Linked DNA regions of Homo sapiens: regions 1 and 2 are each linked to region 3. A link is a loop called in an ENCODE intact Hi-C map of the cell type or tissue named here. Cell type or tissue: heart left ventricle. All regions are shown on one strand.

Region 1 (4,000 bases), 240 kb before region 3:
ATAGAGGAAGTTTCAGGCTTGCATCCTGTCCTCACCAACCCCAGTAGAAAGAGGATTTTTTCCTTTTGCTAATTCACTAATATTGCCTCTGATTGAATTGCCTGTGGTAACTCCTCCTGAAACCAGTCACTGCGGTTATGGGAGGGGAGTGAGGGAGGCTGGTACTTTTTTGTTAACTTTAAGCCCTGTGCCTATTTCTGGTCACAGGATGATGGAGAGTTGCTTAAAACACGCTGGGTGAGATTGGGTGACTGGGATGGCCACCAAAGGCAAATGGCATGGTTTCCCAAAAGGAAGAGATTAGAAGTTGATCTGGATTATGGAGAATTCATAACTGTCTGTGTTTATGGTTAGATGTGTTGATGGTCAATTTGAAGGCAGCTTAGAACCATCGTGGCCGGTGGAGTGAATGTGATCACTAACTTTGAGCAATTTCACCAGACTGGCAGATAGATTATGGGAAACTGGAAAGATCATGAAAATACTTTGAGGCAACATGACAGACTGGGTGTAGGTGCTGTATCTATCAACATGATCCTTTAGAATGAACCCCACACTTGGGACCAAATCACGAGCTGCATTTAGTAGGGGCTGGGTGATGTGGGCATGTTAACACAGTATTTTAGCTAGGATGACAGAGGCAACAGATTTCTGTTACTGAGTGTCAGTTAGTGTGCATTCGGGCTGCCGCATTTGTATTTGTGGACTCTATGCTGTAAGGACAATCTAGATGAGGCAGCATGCTTAGGAAAATCCAGGTGAGTGACAGTGCCCGTTCAAATCTGGTTATGTAAGAAATGGTGGGAAGAATTGAGGATGTTTACCTTGGAGAAGCAGAGGCTCAGGGTGTACATGCTCAGCTTCAGCAAACAGACAAAGGGCTGTCCCCTGAAAGAAAGATTGGGATTGCTCTGGTGGCCCCAAACCTATGGAGGGACGTGGCAAGGAGCCAGATGTCAAGCTCCTCATAATGAGGATCATGCTGACCAGAGCTGGAATGAGCTGCCCAGGAGGTGGTGAAATACCTGGCATGAAAGATGCAGAAACACAAGTCCAGTATCGTGGGAGGGAGCTGAGCGAGACAGGCAGTTACGCAAGGTGACCCATCTGACCCTGCCTGACCCAGAGATCCTGAGGCTCTGGGAAAGTCTGAGTATTTATCAGAACACAAAGGCAATGCCTCCATGAAGCTCCCTGCTGGTTGCTACAGACAACAGTGCATTTCCCAAAGGGCCCGCAGAGACGTTATTTTCTTTGTAATTAAACATCACAACAACGTTACAATCCATTTATTGACACCCTTGAGTTTTTGGTTTCGTGGCAGGTGAAGCCATAAATAAGGGGCAGAGTTGCTGCCTGTATTCATGGAAATACTATTCATACTTTATGTGGGTTTATTTATTTTTTGACTCTGTTTAATATCAATGGACCTCCTGAGAGCAGAGCCAAGAACTCCCTCTGAGATGTGGCTGCTCTCAGCATAGGGTTTTGGAGTTGGATTACACGCCGCAGCATGATATATTGAGAGAGCCCTGGAGGGGGTCAGCTGTCTCAGGATCTCAAATCACCTCAGCCAGAGGAGCTGGATGATCTGGGGCACACTTGCTCTTCATGGTAGGCCTTCGTTTCTTCCGACGTGAAATGAAGTTGTCGAGTGCACTTAGCAGGGTGCCGACATTCTACCTACAAGCTTCTGATTCTAACGTCTGATGTAAGTGAACTGAAAATGACCAGAATCTTCCCCGATTAAGGGGAATTATGACACTAAGAGGGAGTCGGCTTAGGCTTACTGTGATTTGCTCCTGAGCATGGAAGCAGGATCAATGCATAAATGTTATGGGGAGGCAGGCATTGTCTCCCTGTAAGAAAGAACACCTGTTTCAGCGACTCAGTTGTCAGGCATGGAGTTCACCATCTGGGAAAGAGATGAGATTCCCATTCCTTGAGACACCTTTTGAAGGCCCAGTGACCTCTGGTGAAGGACGCTCATCAGGTGGTGTTTTTGTTAGTGCGTTAACCCCTTAGTTCTTAAACCCAACTCCTTGCTTTATTTCTTTCCCAGTCCACCTTTCTTTCTCTAACATCTCAGTCAGCATTCCCAGCTCTACGCCGTTCAGGCCCTAAACTTGGGAGTAATCCTTGTCTCCCTTCATTCACTCCGTGTCTCGGTTGCCACCTCCTGTTGAGTCTAAGCTCGGCCTTGTAGCTGCGTCAGTTGTTTCCCATCTTTCACCACTGCTGTCGCCCTGGCTCTGCCACTCCTCCTTTGTGATCAGGACTAAGCACAACAGCCCACTTTCTTGCAGGTCTGCTTCGTTCTTCAGACTCCTCAGGGCTGAATCAGAGCACCGCTCTGCTCCTTGTCAGCCCCTCTGGCCCATCCCCTAATCCCCACCATACTGCCTCGCATTATCTGGCATCCTCTACCCAGCCACGCCAGATTCTTTTAAGTCCTGGTGTACATCGCCCTCTGTGGGCTCTGCTCTTCCCACCTGTTCTTTCTTCTCCCTGACACCCTCTATTGCTCTTACTTCCTTCCTCTTCTTTGTCTGGCTGCCTAGATCCTTGGGTCTCAGCTGAAACACAATTAATTGCTCCTGACCCTTAACTAGCAGGCTTCCTTGGCTCCCTATTTACCTAACTCCTTGTATGTACCCTTAATACTCAGGGCTCTTTATTTTTCTTGTTTTTATAATCTTTTGTTTTCACAGCAGATTTACAAGCTTTGGGAATGGAGAAAGCGGGTCTCTTTAGCTCGCCCTTCCACCTCTAGCACCTACTGTAGTGCCGGGAGAAGATTTGGTCCCCAAATGTTTGTTCAATGAATGAGTGAACGAACACATGTGCCCTCCTCCGACTTTGAGTACTGACAGGTCTCATCATTGCCTCCTGGATCCACTGTGGACTCCTTACCATGACTCTGGGGTCTTCCACAATTGTTTTTTCCCCAACCTATACTGTCTGTCTTCAGGGTATAATACCCTGTTGAACTACCTGAGGAAACTATTTCTCTGATTCTTAATTTTCACTCTTGCGGTCTTACTGCCCACTATTCAGTTCTTTTTTCTGTAACCCTCCCTCCCAGCCAACACCTTCAATGCCCATATTCAATGTCATTTTCCCCTAATGCCAGATCCCATGTGGAAACATCTATGACCAGCAGTCATCAAGAGATATTTTGCTTGTTTGATGTCTTTCTAACCACTTACCTATGAGTTTCTTGAGAGAAGGAAGTGTTTTATTCGTCGTTACACTCCCAGTGTCTAACTGAGCACTCGCTCCTAATGTGTCCTTAGTGAATGTTCCCTGGGTAGGACTGTGGTATTGAGGGACACAGGAACCGCTGGTAGGGAAGGGCTCTTGGTGCTGTGAGCATCTGTGATTTTTGAGACCTGAGGACGTGGCTCCTTTCATTTGGTCGTGATGTTAATTCCGGGACTGGAGTGAATCTGCTCAACTATAGCCCCATTTGAATTTAGAGCATACCTGTTATTTTCTATCAGAATCACCTTTTCTCAGAGCCCAGTGGGTTTTATTGTGGGATGTGGTTCTTCTTTTCTGTCCATCAAGGAGATGTGTTCGGCTATTAGAGACTTATCAGCATGTGGAAAAAGGGTGCTTTTCAGCCGTTCAGAAAACTCTTCACACATGCTGCCCTCTGATAATTCATAACCAGCTCGGTGCAAAGGTTTCCCATTGTCAGGGAGGCAGTCCGGGACAATGTGGGTGTTATTTAAAAGCAAATGTCTTCAGAGGATGTGAAGTCCTGAACACTTAAAACCAGTGTCATGAAAAGGCAGAGGATCTTCACTTCTGAACTGATATCAGCCTGCACCCCTGTTTTGTCATTCCTAAAGCCTGAGTTCCCTGTTGCTTCCATTTTTATCAACATGAACCCCCTCTGAAATGAATGTTTTTGAGTGTTGTCACAGTAAATTTCAACAGAAAAAAATACGGTTCCGATACTGGGCTATTTTGAAGACTGGCAGTGAGAGTGAAA
Region 2 (4,000 bases), 130 kb before region 3:
CAGGGGTCTGGGCAGGAAGGAAAAACTTGAAGTATGGAAAAAGAGGAATGTTTTTTTGACAGGCAGCTGAGAGAGGACGATTTTCTAGAGATATGCTTTTTTTGCTTGGTAACCCCTGAGGTGGCTGTAAATGTAGCTGGAGCCCAGGATTTCTGCAGAGTGGAAACAGAAATAAGTGATAGCTTTGGGTATGCCTTGTGCCACTGGGGCTCCTGAACAGTAAGCATGCCTTGAGCGCCTACTTTATACAAGGTGATATAAGTATCCTTGGGAGATGGGGTTTTTATACTAATAAGTGTTTGTTTTTTTTTAATGTTAGCTCTCTGAATAGCCTATAATGAAAGTTTATTGAAGTGGAGAGTGTACAGGCCCAGATATCAGAGAGACCTGGGTGCGAATTCTGACATCACCATTGTGGTGGCATCACATTGAGAGACCTGCTTATCGTCTCTGTGCCTCAGTTTTTTGTGTTGTTTTTGTTTTTGTTTTTTGTTTTGAGACAGAGTCTTGCTCTGTCGCCAGGCTGGAATGCAGTGGTGCAATCTCGGCTTACTGCAACCCCTGCCTCCAGGGTTCAAGCAATTCCCCTGCCTCAACCTCACGAGTAGCTGGGACTGTATACAGGTGCGTGCCACCATGCCTGGCTAACTTTTTGTATTTTAGTAGAGACGGGGTTTCACTAGCTTGGCCAGGATGGTCTCGATCTCCTGACCTCGTGATTTGCCCGCCTTGGCCTCCCAAAATGCTGGGATTACAGGCATGAGCCACCACACGCGGCCGTGCCTCAGTTTTTATTGCAGGGTTGTATGATTGTTACATGGAGTGTTGCTGGCACTCACTTTAATGGTTAACTGTTTTTCTGGGAAAACCATGAGATGGGTCATGCTTCTACTTCTTTTTTCCTTGTTGCTTTTAATATTTTATTCTTGGCATGGAGCCATGCATCCAGTCTTCCAGCATTTCTCAGACCTTGTGACATGTTAACCACAAAGACAGGTAAGACCCGCCTTTGCCTACATTGAACTCCCAGTCTTCATAGGCAACATTTAGTAAAGCTGTTTACCAAATACAGTATGGCAGATACATGTTTTCATAGCGCTACATACAAATTATTTCGGAATATGTGGAAGGATATCTTGCCTGCAAATGGAAGAAGGTTTCCCCTGAGAGGTGATGCTTTTAAAACAGGATTTTGAAAGATGTATAGGAGTTTGCATAGGAAGAGCTCAATAAACTTAGTCATTATTATTATCTTTTTTCTTTTTTTTTTTTTTTTTTTTTGAGACGGAGTCTCACTCTGGCCCAGGCTGGAGTGCAGTGGTGCGATCTCGGCTCACTGCAAGCTCCGCCTCCCGGGTTCTTGCCATTATCCTGCCTCAGCCTCCCAAGTAGCTGGGACTACAGGTGTGTGCCACCAAGCCCGGCTAATTTTTTTTTTTTTTTTTGTATTTTTAGTAGAGACCGGGTTTCACCGGTTAGCCAGGATAATCTCAATCTCCTGACCTCGTGATCCGCCCGTCTTGGCCTCCCAAAGTGCTGGGATCACAGGCGTGAGCCACTGCGCCTGGCCTATTATTTTTTCCTTATTACTCGTTCTCTTCCTCTTGCTCCCCTCCACTTCCTGGTACTCCTTCTCCCCTCCCTTGTCTTTCTCCCCAATCCGCCCACTTTGTATTCATAATTCTTTATTGTTAAGAAGCCTACTTAGAAACATGCCAAGTAGGGAGAGGAAGACAGTGCATTTAATTAGAAACAATTTTATTATGATTGCCTTCTCTAAAAGGCATATTAGCTTTTATCACCATAATAAGTTGTTCTGTTCTCAACTTTGTTCCCAGTTCAATCTGGATGCGTTTATTTGTAACTCACTTTCCATCTGTTTTCCTTAAACATGGGATTGTGCAAGGAGCCTCGCCATGTAGTAAGGGATGTCTGGGGAACTTGGAGGGGCTTGAGGCATGGTTCATCCAGATTAAAGCTTCCCTGGTGTTTCGCTCCCCAGATGGAAAGCCCGTGTCTCTGTCACCGCTGGAGTCCCAGGCACACAGCCCCAGGTACACGGCCTCCAGCCAGCGGGAGCGCGAGAGCCTGGAGGTGCGCATGCGCGAGGTGGAGGAGGAGAACCGCGCCCTCCGCAGGCAGCTCAGCCTGGCCCAGGGCCGAGCCCCATCCCATCGCCGAGGCAACCACTCCAAGACCTACTCCATGGAGGAGGGCACTGGAGACAGCGAGAACCTTCGGGCTGGCATCGTGGCAGGCAACAGCTCCGAGTGTGGGCAGCAGCCGGTCGTGGAGAAATGCGAGGTAAAGGGCATCTGGAGCCTGGGGAGGAAGTTGTCCAAAGTCCCGATTGCCCTCACCCCTTGCAAATGCCTCCTGGAAACACAGCCAGATGCCAAGAGCTGGCATTCTTGATTCTAGCCCGGGTGTGTAAGTCTGGCTTGCTCGCTAACTTTGCTCAATGGTCTGACAAGTCATTTAGCCTCTCTGAGCTTCTGTTTTCCCATCTGAAAATGGGGATAAGAAGGCGTAATCTACAGATATTAAGAGGAGCTCACTGATGGAACCTACCGCTTGTTTCTATGTGGTTCATTTTGACATGCGCAGGGTTTCTACACCTAGCTGTCATCCTGTAGGCCCCTGCTTCTTAGACTATAGTGTGAATGGTACACCTGGAGTTGTGGCCCAGTTGGGCAGTTTTCTTAGACCTCATTATCACTTCACTGTATAAACAGCCTCTCCAATTCAGAACCACAGACTTGTTCCTTATCTAAAGAAGTAATTTGAACTTTTATAGCCTAATATCACTTCTCCCCTTTTAGGGTATGCTTTCTTTCTTAGCAGCTCTTTGGAAATGTGGGATATTTATTGTCCTCTATTTCCTCAAATACCTGCATCCACGCTTCTATGTGCAGTGAACACACATACACTCATTCCCCATTGTTTCCAGTTCTCATGGTGGAGATGAATTAGGGCATGCCTATTCATAGGAAGGCCTTTTGAGAGATGGGCGAGACTGAATTCATATCCCAGCTTTAGTGATTTATGCAGAGAGTACCCTTGATCCAGTTGCATAACTTCTGTGAACTCCAGGTGTCTCATCAGTAAACTTTAGGAAATAATACCTGCTTCATGGAGTATTTGTGAGAATTAAACAGAATGGCCATATAAAGGCTTGACTAGCGCCTAGTACATAGTACATTTTCAAAATTATGGTTAGTTTTTACTATTCTTAGTTAAACATAGATAGGACCTGCTGTTTCTTTATTCCATTTTCTGGAATAAAGAGTGGTTAGACTTCAAACTCCCTAAAGAGAATGCTTTGCAAACTGTAGTATTCTATTCTAGTGAATGGGATTATTAGTAATATTGGTGATACTATCCAATGAGACTATCCAGTGTCACTAACAAATGGCTTCCTCAGTGATGTAGACTAAGTTCTTTGGAAGTTCAGTGGTGAGGGAGGAGGACAAGGAGAGCCCCTGAGGATAGGAGCATTTCTCAGGTTTCTCAAGCCTGGTTGAAAAGTGGATTGGTGGAGAGGTAGAGAGCATCCGACAGAGGATGTCCAACGAGGAATGTGTCATATGAGTAGGAACGATGTGAAACAAACATCCATTATAGCAGGATTCGGGATGTCACAAGTTGGTCCTTCAGCCAAGCCCAGAGAACCTGGGCGAGGAGGTGGTTCTACTCCATCATCATCATTCATTTATTTATCCATTCGTTCAGCAAACATATTGCACTCGTGTTTTGTATCTCATTCTGTTTTATGTGTTGGGAAACAGCAGTGAACAACAGCAAAAAAGACAGAACCCCTTTCCCTCTGGTTCTTACATCTGTCATCAGAGGTAGAGGGAGAGATGATAAACAAATAAATAAATACAAATGTCAGGACGTGATAAATGCTGCACATTTATTCAGCCCTGACTGTATGCCAGGCCCAGTGCCCTTTAGTCTTTGACAACCACTGTCAGTGGCTTCTGTTACTTAATATCTC
Region 3 (4,000 bases):
ACAACACAATCAAATTACTACTTATTTTTATTACTAATAGATACATTGATTTCAGGTGCTGATCAGTGCAATGAAAATACAGCTGGAAGCTTGTTATGCCTTAAGGAAGTGAGCTTTTGGGAATCAGTTCACGGAGCCACTCCACGCTTTCTTTTTACATTGAAGGAAGAGAGGCCCACACAGAAGTCCCAAAACAGCAGCTCGTGTTTTGCACGGAATCCCATGAATTTCTGTCAGATCATGTCTCATAGAGCATTACTAAAACCAGGACAGAAAGACGCAGAACACTTCCGGGAGTCAGGCAGAGCAGACTGGGATTAGGATTCAGATGTGAACAGAAAGCAGCTGCAAGCTGATGTGGCTCAGCTCAATGCCCAGGTGGGCAGTGGGGGCAGGTGTTGGTGGGGAAGTGAGTTAGAGATGGCCCAGCTCAGCACTGCTGTGTTCTGCAGAGAGTTCAGAGTCCCCTCCCGTGCTTGTCAGAGAGCAGAAGCTTGCTGTCTCCCTGCGGGATTGTGGGATTTGGAGAACAGCCACCCCCATGAATCTCAGGTACAGGATGGTTTAAGAAGCACTGAGGCCAGACACAGTGGCTCTTGCCTGTAATCCTAGCGCTTTGGGAGGCTGAGGTGCAAGGATTGATTTAGCCCAGGGTTTCAAAACCAGCCTGGGCAACATAGTGAGACCCCCCATCAGTACAGAAAATAAAAAATTAGCCAGGCATGGTGGCACACGTCTGTAGTCCCCATTTCAGGAGGCTGAGCGATACAAAAAGTAGAAAATTAGCCAGGCGTGGCAGCACAGGCCTGTAGCCCCAGCTGCTTGGGAGGCTGAAGAGGGAGGATTGCTTGAGCTCAGGAGATCCAGGCTGCAGTGAGCTCTGATCACACCACCGCACTCCAGCCTGGGTGACAGAGTGAGACCCTGACTCCAAAAAAAAAAAAAAAAAAAAAAAGAGAAAAACCACTGAAACAGATAGACGAACAGTCTCTTAGCCTCTCAGCAAGAGGAAGCCAGGGAGTACAAACTTCTTAATCCTAAGGAAAAGAAAATGCTACTTAAACTAAATATCAAGAAGAGACAAATTCCCCTGTGCTTAAGAACACGACTTGGAAATGTTCTCTTTTTACCCAGCGTCATAAACAGAATGTGGGCTGGTGATGTGGCCATGTAGATCAGCCTCTCAAAGAATGAATTGTTTTCTTTCTCTTTTTTTTCCTTGTTTTTCACTTCTAAAATACTATGTTTCCTCTTTTGGTTAAATGACAGACTTGCTTTTAAGAAGAGCAGTCAAGGATGTAAAAATAGTGATTTCAAAGAAAGCTGGGAGAGAATCATCATTTACGTGTTTTTGTTTTTTCAATTTGGGAATAAACTCCCAGTGTGGGTGGGGAGTGTCTGGAGCCTGAGAGGGAACCTGGGTGTCTTCGGGAGCCAGTGCAGGGGCTGGTACTTTATTTTATGGGGACCTGTGGCCTGAGATGCGTTTTAGAGGTAACAGTGCCCCCTTCTGGTGCAAATGAATAAAGAGTTGAGGTTTCTGTAAGTATAATTTAGATATCCCCGTGGCAGAGTGGAGCTTTTAAACTCATTGTCTCTGGGGCAGAAATTATGCCTTGGCTGTTCCTCCCTCCAACCCCAGGGAGCCCCCCTGGGTCTCCTTTGAGGCATGCTCCTCTCTGAGGCATATGTGACCACACACACACACACACACACACGCGCGCGCACGCACGCAGCTCAGGGACCTGCAGAATTGCCAGAGATCATTGCAGTGAGTCAGGATTCCTCTGTCTTGACTTGGATCTTCATTCTTCAGCTTGAGCATATCCATGAGATTTTTTTTTAATCTGCAGAAAGCCAGAGTGCTCTGTGGAATCAAGCTGCCTGTGAAAGTGTTTCTTTTCTTTTCTTTTGCCTAAAACAAATTCCAACTAGCTGTCTTGTTTTAGGTAAGTTCCAACTAGCTGACTTCCATCTGGTCAGCTAGTTGTACAGTCATATGTGTACACATCCAGGGGCAGAAACATCTAGGATGTTGGTCCCTGGATGTGCGGGTCCCTGGATATATGTACACATGACCGTCTCTTTTGATGTATGTCAGGATGTGATCAGAATTAACACTTAAACCCCCACGGTCAGTACCACACCCCTTTCTCTGCCCCACTCCAGTCCCCTCAGGGGGTGCAGTTACACTTCCACTCCTGTCCTAGTGAATTCTCCTTGGCCTGGTGACCTGGGAGGGCCTCATTGGAGAACAAGAATATTGGACACTATCATGATCAACACTAGGGGAGAAGGGCCCAGACTCCAGAGCCAGTCAGCCTGGGTTCAAATCCTGTGCCTGAGGCCGGGCGCGGTGGGTCGTGCCTGTGATCCCAACCTTTTGGGAGGCCGAGGCCAGCGCAACACCTGAGGTCAGGAGTTCGAGATCAGCCTGGCCAACATGGTGAAACTCCATCTCTGCTAAAAATACAAAAATTAGCCAGGCATGGTGGCATGTGCCTTTATTCAGGAGGCTGAGGCATGAGAATTGCCTGAACCTGGGAGGCGGAGGTTGCAGTGAGCTGAGATGGTGTCACTGCACTCCAGCCTAGGCGACAGAGTGAGAGTGTCTCAAAACAAAAACAAATCCTGTGTCTGCCATTTGCTGGCGTGTGACCTTGGGCTGTTGATTTAACCTGTTTGGGATTCAATTTTCTCACATAGGGATGATGATCACAATATGTAATTCCTGGGATTTGTGTGACACACAGATGAGTTCCTCTATGCCACGTATTTAGAGCAGCGCTCAGCATAAAGGACTTCATGCACATTAACCATTATTCTAGCTTCTTGGCTTAAGGTATGAAGTTGCCAGATCTTCTCAGCTGTATGATTTCCTCAAGTCAAATCCTGGTTCCCATTGCCTTGAGAAGAGAGGGTGCCTCAGATCCCAGAAAAATCTGTAGGAGTTGGAGTGATCTAACGACAGCAAGGAGAGTGAATTTGGGGCATCACCCAGTTCTCCTTATAATCTTCAGGCCAGTCCTGCTCACTGCTGTCTGACTTTGTAGCCTGATTTTTCCAGATGAAGCTGCTCTTGTTGACCCAGGTCTCCCCCTTCTTCTTTAAGGTATATTGTATCTGTGGGATACAGACATAGTGCAGGACTGAGGCCATGCATTCTCCTTCCTAAGAGCTTCTTACTCCGGGTCTGTGGGTAGATTCCAGGGATTCTCAGACTCTCTCAGAAGTTGTATACAAAATTCTCTGGGCGGCCCGGCACAGTGGCTCACGCCTGTAATCCCAGCACTGTGGGAGGCTGAGGCAGGCGGATCACAAGTCAGGAGTTCGAGACCATCCTGGCCCATATGGTGAAACCCCATCTCTACTAAAAATACAAAATTAGCCGGGCGGGTGCTAATATTTGCTAATATTGGTGGCAGGTGCCTGTATTCCCAGCTATTCGGGAGGCTGAGGCAGGAGAATCGCGCTTGAACCCAGTGAGCCAAGATTGCACCACTGCACTCCAGCCTGGGCAACAGAGCGAGACTGTCTCAAAAAAAGAATTCTTTGTGCATTATATGTATGTTTTTGTAGCTCTACTCCACCGAGTTCAGCCCTTTTTATTGGACAACTTTCCTAGAGGTTAGAGTGCGTCTTTAGTACTTGTTGGGTGATGATGGGACAGAGAGGGGTGTGGAGGGGTTGAGGGATATAAGTTTGTAGCCACTTTCCAATTTTTCATCCTATCGTAGCTTCTCTTAGTAATCCAGAGTTAGCTTTCTAGTGGCTCAGGTGTATAGCTCTGGAATCATCAGTTAATACGTATTCACAGTTAAGGGGAATTTGTAGGGAAAAAAATGCCACATGCTGCTTCCCAGAGCTGAGGATTTTCATCAGCTCTTCTGAATTATTCACACTCCTCGTCCCTTTTTTAATGTAGATAACAAAGAGTTGGTAGCAATATAAGAGTGCGTGTTTGCCTTTTAAGGCTATAGTCAACATATAAAAAGAAAAT

The links. Peaks named below come from ENCODE experiments on the same cell type or tissue, not always from the same donor. Only the 100,000 strongest peaks of a DNase experiment are listed, where the experiment ranks them.
Region 1: it touches region 3 in a loop (6-fold over the local background); 3 of 110 quality-filtered maps call a loop at or near these places.
Region 2: a loop joins it to region 3, with 2.6 times the contacts of the local background. A loop is called at or near these places in 4 of 110 quality-filtered maps.

Annotation. Positions count from the first base shown.
Region 1 is chr22:33,755,073-33,759,072 of GRCh38, reverse strand. The region is part of intron 2 of LARGE1 (LARGE xylosyl- and glucuronyltransferase 1); the gene reads left to right. Among named protein-coding and RNA genes, the nearest start is that of LARGE-AS1, 32 kb to the right of the region's middle. In heart left ventricle, no CTCF peak of the experiment used is centred here; no DNase peak of the experiment used is centred here; H3K27ac peaks cover 1,354 bases.
Region 2 is chr22:33,648,671-33,652,670 of GRCh38, reverse strand. LARGE1 (LARGE xylosyl- and glucuronyltransferase 1) reads left to right here. Exons shown (of 15, transcript NM_133642.5): 3 at 2,003-2,304. Among named protein-coding and RNA genes, the nearest start is that of SNORA50B, 54 kb to the left of the region's middle. In heart left ventricle, no CTCF peak of the experiment used is centred here; a DNase peak (open chromatin) is centred at 2,230; H3K27ac peaks cover 396 bases.
Region 3 is chr22:33,516,954-33,520,953 of GRCh38, reverse strand. The region is part of intron 6 of LARGE1 (LARGE xylosyl- and glucuronyltransferase 1); the gene reads left to right. Among named protein-coding and RNA genes, the nearest start is that of MIR4764, 82 kb to the right of the region's middle. In heart left ventricle, CTCF peaks have their summits at 1,321 and 1,522 (motif pointing left); no DNase peak of the experiment used is centred here.